Linked DNA regions of Homo sapiens: region 2 is linked to region 1. A link is a loop called in an ENCODE intact Hi-C map of the cell type or tissue named here. Cell type or tissue: heart right ventricle. All regions are shown on one strand. Each heading gives the region's core, and the rest is flanking DNA. Links, peaks and the distances in the headings are about the cores only.

Region 1 (6,021 bases), core at 602-5,601:
CCGGGCAGCCCACCAGGAGACGGGCATTACCACCCTACTCCCCAAACTGCGAGTCCCGGAGCATCTGACTGATTCCAGGGTCAGGAGCCCCACCCGGGGGAAGTGACTGTGGCTGAGATCTTGGGGATGGGCTGACCCCCTGGGGGAGGAGTTCTGGGCACAGGGAACACGGAAGCCGTGTCTGACTGTGGGAGTGGGTACAGTAAACATGGAATAAAGGACCCAAGGGGCTGAGGCCAGGACCTGGGGGCAAGACCGGTGGGGTTGGCAGAGGACAGCACATCCTGAGAAGAGTGCCAGCCTCCGACGACTTCCAGCAGGACAGTGGCACCATGAAGCATGTATGGTGACACATTCTCTCTGTGTGGAGGGTGCATTGGAGCAGGTGGGATGGGAGGGGGCAGCTGGGCCTAGGGGTGCCGGGGGGCTGGATGGCAGCTGGAGGAGGGTGAAGTCTGGACTCGCTGGGTCTTTGGGAGGAGGAGGCAGAGCCCCGGCCCAGAGCCTGCAGGGCGGCCTGAGAGCATTCTCCTCGGGCAGGTGGGAGCTGAAGCCGGGTGTGACAGGTTGGCCTGAGGGTGAGGCCAGAGGAGGAGGTGCCAGGGAGGCCCCAGGGCCACCAGGGGCATCATCCAAGCCCAGACCTGAGTGTGCTTCTTGAAGGGAGTGGCCAGTGGTGACCCCAGGGCTGCAGAGGCGTGGGACGAGACTGGTCCCTGGCCCAGGAGGAGCTGCTGGGGGTGGAGGCGCTCCGGGCCTGGGCGCCAGATTGGAGTGGGCCGTGGAGCTGGTGGGAGGGGAGAAACGGGGACAGCGGGTACCGCCAATTCTCCTGAGTTTTTTCATCTTTCTCTTTTATTTAACACAATCAGTGAAAGGCGTGTTCTAGAATACCAGCCTTAGTCCTCAGACATGTTAATATGAGGCCAACTTGTAATGGGGGAGCAAACATGGCCCCTGGCCTGAATGCAGGCAGCAAAGTCCATTTCCAGGCAGCGTCGACCTCAGGGAAGCTTCCAAGCCCAGTTGCTGGCTGTGTGGTTGGCGCCGAAAGCTGGGGTGCGCTGTGTTCTCAGGGGTGTCGGCACTGCTGCAGGCACACCTGGGACCTGCTCTTGAAGCCACCCCACAAGGAGCAAGGCAGCCCACGGATGCCCAAAGTGCAGCTCGGAACAGAGCCAGCAGGCTCGACTCCATGCATGCTGTTTGATCTGCAAAAAGTGGAGAAGGAGCAGGCGCGGAGCGGGTAGAGAGGGAGGGAGATTTTTTTCTCTTTTATGGCAGAAACCTGAAAGTGTTGGCTGGCAGGGGAGGGGGAGCGAAGGTGCGAGTTCCTGGAGAAGACAGCGCACCAGCTTCGTGCACAGACCATGACAGGCCCTCCTGCTGGTGGGCGCCCACACTGTCGCCCACAGCCCTCCTGCAGGCGCCTTGGAGCGGGTCCCTGGCAGTGGGCAGGGCTGGCCCGCCCCTGCAGAGTGAAGGATAGCCCGGGTTTGGGAACCATGTGTGAGGGTTGGAGATGTCTCTGGGGCCTGTGATCTGCTCCGGGTTGGGTTGGGCTGGGCTGTAGTTGAGGGGCTTTGGGGGACACTGGTCCTCACAGGCTCAAACTAATGTCCACCATGCAGGGTGGTGGCCCTCCCTCTGGAGCTGCTCAGACATTCACATGTGTGTGCACATAGCCAGGCACATACAGGCATACGCACACATGTGCAGAAATGCACATACGTATGCATATCCATGCATGCATATATATAGACACAGACCCGGGCACACAGGCACACACATGCACAAATGCATCACATGCAGAGAGACTCAGGGGCATGCGCACACACACATACCCAGAGCTGCACATGCAGGCACACACACACATATGCCCACAAGTACACTTGTTTGTGTGAAGCACAGACATCCACACGCAGGCATATGTATGCATGCACACACACCTACATGTGCAGACCCTCTAGCCTGAGAAGCCCAGGTCTTCCAGGCAGATGGTTGTGTGAGTTTCTCTCTCCCAGGACCAGGCAGACGCAGCATAGAAGCCCTGATCCGTCTGTTCCTAACCCAGCAAGTGACACACAATAGCCTCTCTGTGTGGCCCTGAGTGGAGATGAGATTCAAAAAGAAAAAAGCAGCTTTCAACTTCCTCTACGTGAAAGGTCATCGCCCCCTCCCCACGTGGGGGTGTCAGGCGATGAGGGAGCCTGGGAGCCCAAGCAGGCTCTCGACAGACAGCTGTCTCTCGCATGTGATGGTGCCGCCGTCTTTCTCACCAGCAGCACGACGCTGCAGGCTCTAGGGGCTGTGGGTAGAGACAGACGGCCTGTGCCCTTTACATCCTTCCAGCCAAGCCCGCTGCTGTACTCCAGATGCGGGCCTTGTTTGCCCTCCCCGCGTATCTCTGAGGTCCCCACGAATTGCTGTGTGGCATGAATGTGAGATCCCTGCCATGGTATCCAAAAGGCAAGCCTCTACTTACAGGAGGGATGAAGGCCCTGAGGGGTGGTGGGTGTCCCATCCCCCTGAGAGTTGGGGGTGCAGAGGGCCCCTCTGCACCTGACCTGCCACCTGGTGGTCACTGTGGTGAGAAAGGGGTCCTGGGACTTCAGGCCTGGGGTTTTGGGGTGAAGATGTCTTGTCTAGAGGCACCAGCTGCCCACAGCCCTGCAGCCACCCTGGCCGAGAGCAGATGATCCAGCGAGTCCTCAGGGGAACATTATCCTCTTTGCAAAATAACTGTGGAATTAGAGCTTGATGTGGGCTTAGCGGGTGCCCTGCAGTGTCTCAGTTCATTCCTACCCAGCAAAGTGGCTGACGTGAGAGCGGGGTCTGCACCGACAGCAGGACCTCCCTGTTCACCTGCTCCCGAGACCACCAGGGAGCCATGCTGTGGCTGTGGCTGAGGCTGAGGGTGGGGCAAGAACCCAAATGCACACAAACCTGCATCATCCGTCCAGCACTGGATCCCAGGGTCTCTCTAGACATTTTAAAAGATCTTTAAAAACAGGGAAGAAAGAAACCAACCCCATTGGGGCGGTGGCGGCTCCCTTAAACTTTCAGCGACTGCCATGAGAACAGAGATTTCGGTGGCTCCAAAGAACACAGGCTTATATTCCTTTGCTTTTCTTGAGGTTCTTATGCCGGAAAGATGCAGGTGTTGCCTGCCCTCTTGCCCTGTGAGGCTGTTCCTCAGCCGCCAGCCCAGGACTGGGCGTCCGGCCGTTCTGTCCACGCTGCAGCCCTGCTGTCCGCTAGATGGCGCTGCGTCATGCCCGTGGCGGGCCTGTCTGGAACCCAGGAAGGCCTGGCGGAGTTCCAGGAGGGTCTCTGGAGACCCAGGCGTCAGCACAGTGGCGGGGACGAGTCCCCTCCCTGGAGGGTGTGAGATCCCCTCATTGCCGGGCTCTGGGCACCCAGAGCACAGATTTTGTTCGCTCACTGCTGGAGAAGCATAGCCTGCCTGGGAAATGCCCCCTCCCCTCTGTGGAGCCGGGAGGTATGCATGCAGGCATGTGTGTGTGTACACGTGTGTGCACACGCCTGTGCCTGTGTGTGCCTTGTGCATTCTGTGCAAGGATGTGTGTGCATGCGCATGCATGCATGCACACACCTGCACACACTCCTGTGGCCGTGTGCTCTTGTGCATATGTGGGGGTTCTGTGTGTGTGTCTGGGGACAGGGAGGTATAGGAGGCAGCTCCCTTTAGCCCATTGGAGGCTAGCCCTGTGTATGTGCTGGACTCCAAGATGACAAAGACCTGCCCAGGTCTCAGCCTCAGCCTGTAACTGCTCTGAGCCTCCATTTACTCATCTGTAAAATTGAGATGCCCCAGTTACCTCCCAGGTGTGATGAGGCCCCATGGAGACCATGGGGCGAGAGGGCCCTCCCCACAGGCATGACGCAAAGTGACATCGATACACACCTGTGTTGTGGTCACGCACCTCCAGCAGCGGCCACAGGAAGGACACTGAGGTCTGCCCTGGGCTGAGGCCCATGGCATCCTGTTCATCATGGGGGTGCCACGGAATCCCCCATCCCACAGGGGAGGAGACGCAAGCTGAGAGGCGAAGCCACAAGCCTGACTCTGAGCCCAGGCTGTCGTCCCGGGCCGCGGTGCCCACACTGCCACTCAGCCCTGGCTGGAGATGCAGTGCTGAGGTGGGCAGGTGGCTCCACCAGCCCCATGAGGCTCAGTGGGACCTGGTGGAGGGTGGCACTGGCCTTGGAGAAGACTTGAGCCCAGCCTCTCTGTGCTGGCAGCTGGGAATGCTGAGAGGCAGGAGGAAGCTGGGGGGCACTTCCTGAGCCCCCACTGCATGGGGACAAAACCCAGGGATCCCTCCCCAGGCAGAGACCCCACCGGGCTCGATCACCAGACTTCTGGCTGTCAGCTGGCACAGAGGCCCAGCAGGGACAACCCCGGAGGAGGGGAATGTGTCATTGGGAGCCTGGGCAGCCATCAACTAGTCCTGGCCTAAACGTGGAGCACCTGGTGCCCGGCCCTTTGGCAGGGCCTTCCTTGGGGACAGAGGTGACTGCTGGTGCCTGGACCCAGGAAGCTCCCCCATCTCCCCAGGCCACCAGAGGCCCCGAGTCACTCCCGGGTGAAAACACAAATCCAGGCTGGGGCAGCTGACAGGTGGTTCCCAGGGAGGAACTGAGGGGTTGAGGGGCAGGAGAGGTGGGAGCTGGACACAGTGACTTCTGGGGCATCAGGCCTCGGCCATCTCCGAAGGAGGGCTCCCGGGAGGTGCACGTGGACAAGATTTCTGGACGAGATCAGGCTGCTTACCCGTCTGCCAAGGCCCTGCAGCTTGGGTGTCTTTGCGAACCTGTCAGTAATTGGGGTTGTGTCCAACAGCCTGTGCCAGGCTCCTTGGCGGGGCAGTCCTTGCAGCAGTCCTTGAAGGTCACCTCGAGAGCCAAGGCTGGGCAAAGCGATGGATCCATCAGGTGCAGGGGGAATGGTGTCTGGGGCCCACAAAGGTCACGATGTGGCCCCGCAGGTGCCAATGAGGGAGCCAGGGTCCAGCCACCTGTGCTTGCCAGCTGGGTGCCCTGGTACCAGGGGACGAGCTCCTTCTTGGTTTGCACAAAGGCTGGTGGGCCCCGTCCAGGAGCTGCTGCCCAACAGTGTGCTCTCGGATCCCTAGGACACGGGGGCCCCAGCTGCATGCTGTGCTCAGCCCCATCGGACACTGGGAGCCCCCTTCTATGGAACCAGAGCTCCCGAGGGGATGCTAGAAAAGTGTGGAGCTCTTTTCCTGGGCGCTGAGCCCCCTGTCCATGGTAGGAAAGAGGACAGTATTAGTGATGGGGATGCAGGGACACCTGTGGCTTCAGAGCATCAGCTTGGAGTGTCTGATTTAGTCATGAGACAGCCTCACCTGGGGAGAACTTTCTTCCCATTTTACAGAGGGGTAAATAGAGGCTGCTGTGGCGCCCTGCCCAGGAGCCCTGGCTGCTTCGAGGCTGAGGAAAGCAGGGAGGTGAGCAGCTCGGGGCCTGCCCTGCAGGTGCACCCGGACCCTGGGTGGGCCCTGCCACCCCGCACGCCTTCCCCAGAGCCCTCTGAGCCTTGGCCGGTGGGCGGACGGAGAAGGTTCTGAGGGGAGGAGTCTGGAAAGAGGGAGGGGCTTTGTGAGGGACCACAGGGGAAGTGGGGCTGAGCCTCTGCTGTCCTCAGCCTCTGCTGTCCTCAGCTGGGTCTCCCACCAGGTCCCTTCCACCCGCTGTGGCCTTGGCGTCCTTCTTGCTTGGGCCCCATGGGTCAGCTGTGGGTGCCTGGACACCCATAAGTGGCCATCCTGCCTGGGTCCCTGGACCTCTTGCCACCTCTCCCATCCCCACACACCTGCCACCATGCCAGCAGCCACTTTCTAGAGCCTTCCGTAGCAAATGAGTTCCTTCATCTCAAATTAGGTGCAGGGGGAATGGTGAGGCTTTCTATAAAAGCCTCTCTGCTGATGACGGCTTCCTGCACAAACAGACCTCCACTAGGGACTGGAGCGACAA
Region 2 (6,021 bases), core at 343-5,342, 68 kb before region 1:
GTAAGGGGTAGAGACCCCACCTCTCAATGGGAAGAGGGTCAGTGTGGGTAAGGGGTAGAGACCCCACCTCTCAATGGGAAGAGGGTCAGTGTGGGTAAGGGGTGGAGACCCCACCTCTCAATGGGAAGAGGGTCAGTGTGGGTAAGGGGTGGAGACCCCACCTCTCGATGGGAAGAGGGTCAGTGTGGGTAGGGGGTACAGACCCCACGTCTTGATGGGAAGAGGGGCAGTGGGGGTGGGGGGTAGAGACCCCACGTCTTGATGGGAAGAGGGGCAAGGACTTGGGGCCATGTTATCGTTTTTAGAGGTGAGGTCTCGCTGTGTTGCCCAGGCTGAATTTGTTTTTGTTTGTTTTTGAGATGCAGTCTCACTCTGTCGCCCAGGCTGGAGTGCAGTGGTGCGATCTCGACTCACTGCAACATCTGCCTCCCAGGTTCAAGCAATTCTCTTGCCTTAGCCTCCTGTGTAGCTGGGATTACAGGTGTGTGCCCCCACGCCCAGCTAGCTTTTTGTATTTTTAGTAGAGATGGGGTTTCACCATGTTGCCCAGGCTGGTCTCGAACTCCTGACCTTAGGTGATCTGCCTGCCTTGGCCTCCCAAAGTGCTGGGATTACAGGCATGAGCCACCGCCCCTGGCTTCGCACACCTTTTTCCTTTGTGTCTGGGGGGCGAGAGGGATCAGCTGTGGACACTAGGATGGGTGTTGGGATTCAAAGACCCCCAAGTAACCTGGAGCTCCCCTAAAAGCCACCACAAGCTTCACAGCTGGGTCCTTGCTAGACAGAGCCCTGCAAGGGATGGAAGCACTGTTTTAAAAAATTGGGGTAAAGTCCACATAACATAAAATTAACTGTTTTTACAGACCACTTTATTGAGGTAGAACCGATGTCTGAGAACCGCACGTATTTAAAGTGGATGATTGGATGAATCATTTTCAGGTGCACAGCTTGGGGGTGTTTAGACATTCATGGTGTTGCGTAACCACGACCTCCAGCTAGTTTCAGGACGTTTTCAGGCCTCCAGGCCGAAGCCCCGTCCCTATGAGGCAGTGGCTCCCCACTCCTGGCCCCCACAGCCCCGGGAAGCTCTGTTCCCTCTGTCTCCGTGGATTTGTTCACTCCTCACATGTCGTGGAAAAGGAATCACACCACGTGTGTCCTCTTGTAACCGGCCTCTTCCACTTAGCGTAATGTTTTCATGGCCCAGAATTTCCTTTCTTTTCTGGCTGAGTAATATCCCACTGTATGGATGGACCACACGCTGTGACCACATTGCTCTGTGGATGGACATTTGCAGGGGCATTGTGAACAATGCTGCCAGGAACATGTGTGTGCAGGTTTTTGCTGGAATGCCTGTTTTCAGTTCTTTGGGGAAAGCACTTTTCATTTTTTAATGAGAAACCACTGGTCAGCGTAGGGGATGGCTATGAAGGGGGACGTCTCTGCCTTGTTTAAAAGAGAAAGAGGAACAGAATCCTCACCACAACCCCCGGCGCACTTTTTTGAGGAAAGACTAGAACCTTTTGCAAAATCTCCAAAGGAATCAGTTTTGTGTGGATGGACGTGCCGGAAGGAACCAATGATTCCCGTCCATCTTCCAACCCATGGGGCAGGGCCTCAGCTGGGTGTGGACAGAGGCTGCCCATGGCTCCTGTTGGCCCCTGGGTGACCGCAGGCCCCTCTATGGGGAGTCGTGGGGATAAAGCATCCGTGAGCTTAGAGGCCCTGCAAGGGCCTCTTCAAGGACCCTTCTTCTGGAAGCAGAAGGCCCTCCGTGGGGAGGGGTCACTGTCATCCCCGAATCCGGCTGGACCCTGTGGGCTGGAGGTGGCCACGCCGGGTGGCCCTGTGGCCTGTCCCCTAAGAGAGGCAGTGAAGCCTGCTGTGCAACGCAGGGGCCTCTCGGATCAGGCAGGCAGTCCCGGTGCAGCGTGGGAGCCGGGCCGCAGACCTCCCGACCTGCGTGGGGTTGGAGGCTGCCGGGCAGCTCTAGCGGGGGTTCTGGGGAACCAGCCACCTCTCCAGCGACTGCACCACCAGGTCTGCGCCAGTGGCTTCATGTATTTAGGTCCCTGTGCTGTGGAGTGAATTATGTCCCCGGGTTCAGACCTTGGCTCCCAGACCCTGTGTGGCTATTTGGAGACAGGGCCTTTGGAGGTGATGCAGCTCAGTGAGGTTGTAAGGGTGGGCCCCGATCTGACAGCGTTAATGACCTTCTCGGAAGAGGAGGGGAGGCCAGAGCTCTCCCCCTGCGCATCCCGGGAAAGGCTGCGTGAGGACGCAGTGGGGCAGCCGTGAGTCTGCAATCGTGGGTCTCACCAGACCTGGAACCAGCTGGCCCCTTCATCTAGGACCTCCCGGCCTCCAGAACGGTCAGAACTGAATGTTTAAGGCCCTGGTCTGTGGCGTTTTGTTGTGGCAGTCTGCGCTGACTGAGAAAGAATCTTCCAGAAAGAACCTCGGGCAGCTGAGTCAGTCAAATTACCTCAGTTTCCCCACAGCCGAGAAGGACCCCACCCCACCATTCAGAGCTGCTTTTAGCATCTGACACTTTGTGCCCCGCGGATATTCCTGCATTACTTCGGATCTGAACACCAGGTGTATTACGTGTTTTCATCTTGGTGCCTGGGTTTTCCGGCGTCCACCTGGCTCCTTCCTGCAGAAATGCCGGCTCCGCCCGCTGGGTGCCAGGGTCCCTCCACCGAACGCGCTGGGCGCAGGGCCGCGAGCGTCCAGCAGGGGGCGAGCGCGCGCTTCCCGGAGCGGCGGGGAGCCGGTGGGTCAGGCTGAGACGCGCGGAGAATCAGCCGCAAACCCCTCGCCCGGCCCGGGAGGCTGCGCTGGGCTCGCGAAGGCCTGGAAGCTTCCCCGTTCTTTCTTTTTTTAATTTTATTATTATTATACTTCAAGTTCTAGGGTACATGTGTACAACGTGCAGGTTTGTTACATATGTATACATGTGCCATGCTGGTGTGCTGCACCCATTAACTCGTCATTTAGCATTAGGTATATCTCCTAATGTTATCCCTCCCCTCTCCCCCCACCCCACAACAGGCCCCGGAGTGTGATGTTCCCCTCCCTGTGTCCATGTGTTCTCATTGTTCAATTCCCACCAATGAGTGAGAACATCTGCGCTGACCTATGGCTTCTTTTTGGAAAAAAGTGCATTCAGAGGCCAGGCACGGTGCCTCACGCCTGTAATCCCAGCACTTTGGGAGGCCGAGGTGAGTGCATCACTTGAGGTCAGGAGTTCGAGACCATGCTGGCCAACATGATGAAAACCCGTCTCTACTAAAAATACAAAAATTAGTCGGGCGTGGTGGCGGGCACCTGTAATCCCAGCTACTCGAGAGGATGAGGCAGGAGACTCGCCTGAACCCAGGAGGCAGAGGTTGCAGTGAGCTGAGATTGTGCCATTGCACTCCAGCCTGGGGGACAGAGCAAGACTCCATCTCAAAAAAAAAAAAAAAAAAGTTCTGTCAGGCCAGACGCGGTGGCTCACACCTGTAATCCCAGCGCTTTGGGAGGCCAAGGAGGGAGGGTCACTTGTGTCCAGGAGTTTGAGACCAGCCTGGGCAACATAGTGAGATCCACATCTCAATAAATAAATAAATTAAATAAATAAATAAATAAATAAATAAATAAATAGGCAAGCCGGGTGTGATGGCGAAGACCTGCAGTCCCAGCTACTTGGGAGGCTGAGGTGGGAAGATCACCCGAGCTTGGGAAGTGGAGGCTGCAGTGAGCTGTGAGTGTGCCACTGCACCCCAGCCTGGGTGACAGAATGAGACCCTGTCAAAAAAAAAAAGTGCTTTCACAGTTTTCTTATTTTTATCGATCCACCCTGTGTGGGAGGGGTATTGCCACTGGAAATGGGGCTGGTCTGCCCTGGGATGTGGTGTTCTGGTATAAAGACCAGGTCCTATTTTGAAGACTTAGTAGAAAAACAAATGCAAAAAAATCTCATTAATAATTCTTTATATTTGAGTATATTGGGTTTAACAAAAATACATTACCAGGATGAATTTCCGCTGCTTTTTTTTTTTTTTTGCCTCCTTAAATGTGGCTGAGCTGTGTTTCCGCTGGACAGCCCCAGGCCCCGGAACGCAGATTCGCAGAGGTGGTGTTTCACCGCCTGGTGGAGCTGAGAGGGTTTCCTGGATCGTGCCGGGAGGGCTCAGCACTCGTTGGCGTTTCCCGTTGGTGCTCCCAGGGCTCAGCTGGCTTGGGGTCCCACAGTATTTCCCTGATTCCCTGACTCCCACCTGACCTCCCACATGGGTGTCTTGGGGAAGGAAGGAACGCACCAACCCCTGGTGACCAGAGGCCGACTCTGGAACTGCTCCTTGAAATCGGTGCACCGGGCAGCCCCTCCTCCAGGTTTCAGTTTGGTTTTCAGGTGGGGGTCACCAGGGCCGTCTGTCCATGGAGGCCACAGGCGGCTGCAGGCAGGGCCTGCCGCAGCTGCAGCCCGGGCTGTGGTGCACCCAGTGAGCTTGGCTCTGGACTTACAAGCTTCCTGAGGTTCGCCCTGCCCTGGGTAGGCTTTCAGTCTAGGAGAAGACCCAGGTGAGGAACAGAGAGACATTAATACTGATAATAAGAATAATTTTAGCTAAAATCTGTTGCCCACCTAAGATGTGCCAGACCTGGGCTCAGCCTTCACCACATCATCCCTTTCAGTCCTCGGTCACCTCAGAAGCTAGATTTCGAGACCCTTGGGACCTGCTGCTCTCCAGGGGAGGGAAGGGAGACCCTGGGCTCTGAAGGGCCTGCCTCTTCCTGGATCCACAGGGTTTTCCAGAGCTGCTGCAGCGAGGAGGGCAATGCCTGGGGCTTTGTGGGTGCCACTCGGGGAGCCTGGGTTTCTTAGGGAACAGCTGGAGTTGGGGTCTCACTGGGGGCTGTGAGTCAGCTCGGGCGGCCACACCAAAATAACCCCAGGCTGGGGCTCAAACAACACACATTTATTCTTGCAGTCCTGGAGGCTGGAAGTCCCGAATCAAGGTGCTGGTGGGCAGGGCTGGTTTCTCTGGAGTCTCCTCACCTTGGCTTGCGGAGGCTGTCTTCCTCCTGTGTCCTCACAAGATCATTCCTCTGAGTGTCTGTGTCTTCATCTCTTCTTGTTATGAGCTCCCCAGTCCTGTGGGATTAGGGCCCACCCAAAATCACCTCATTGTACCTTAATGACCTCTGTAAAAATCCTGTCCCCAAACGCAGCCACATTCTGAGCTGCTGGGGGACAGGGTGCCAACCTAGATTCAGCCCAGAACCAGAAGTGTGGTCCCAGGAGAGTGAGAGTGAGGGGGAAGGGAGTGAAGCAGCGGGGTGGGGAGGCCAGTGTGTGTGTGGGATAGAGGTGGTGGCTCAGCAGGCGTCCCCACACGGCCTGGAACCCCTGGAACCATCCGTCCCAGAGAGGCGGGGCAGTCTGCCCTCTGCTCGGTCCTGTGTCCTGTGGGTCAGAACTCACCCCGCGGGAATTGACTCCCTGCTTTGGCAGCTCCCTGGGAAGCCAAGCCTCGTGCCCTGCAGTGTGGGAGTTGGTCAGTCAGTCTGGAAGGGGCAGAGACTTACTTATGGGTGGTGGGCCTCGGGGTGGCCGCTCAGCCTAAACAGCCGGGGCAGGGCTGGACGGCCATGGGGTCTGAGGGTGGGTGTCTGTGCTTGGCTCAGTCCTGGGCCTCCTGCCCTGCTCAGAACCATGCGACTGTGGCTGTGCCAGCCACTCTGTCTGTCAGCCCCGGCCTGTGCCTGTGCGCCCTGCTCCCATCATATGTGGGAGACATAGACCCTCGGCATCCCTCTGTCAGGGCCCTTCCCGCCACAGGTCAGGAAGTGGGCCTGGGAGGAAGCAAGAGCCGGACGCCTGCCCCTCGGGCTCAGTGGTGAGGAGCTCACACACTCCACCATTTGAACAAACCCTGCGAAGCTCTTCCCAGGTGTCTCCATGAACCCACCCGTTCCACCCGCAGTCCCACGAGCAATGGCGATGGCAGCTGGAATCCCCTTGGGGGCACG

What was found. Peaks named below come from ENCODE experiments on the same cell type or tissue, not always from the same donor. Only the 100,000 strongest peaks of a DNase experiment are listed, where the experiment ranks them.
Region 2: it touches region 1 in a loop (3-fold over the local background); 19 of 110 quality-filtered maps call a loop at or near these places.

The regions. Positions count from the first base shown.
Region 1 is chr9:135,341,379-135,347,399 of GRCh38, reverse strand. It overlaps LINC02907 (long intergenic non-protein coding RNA 2907), which reads right to left and starts at 4,151. Exons shown (of 3, transcript NR_171012.1): 1 at 3,929-4,151; 2 at 2,947-3,378; 3 at 838-2,106. RefSeq lists an enhancer at 4,398-5,110. In heart right ventricle, for the core only: a CTCF peak has its summit at 3,260 (motif pointing right); a DNase peak (open chromatin) is centred at 3,289; H3K27me3 peaks cover 4,908 bases.
Region 2 is chr9:135,409,453-135,415,473 of GRCh38, reverse strand. No RefSeq gene overlaps it. Among named protein-coding and RNA genes, the nearest start is that of PPP1R26-AS1, 60 kb to the left of the region's middle. In heart right ventricle, for the core only: a CTCF peak has its summit at 2,717 (motif pointing right); a DNase peak (open chromatin) is centred at 2,723; H3K27me3 peaks cover 2,578 bases.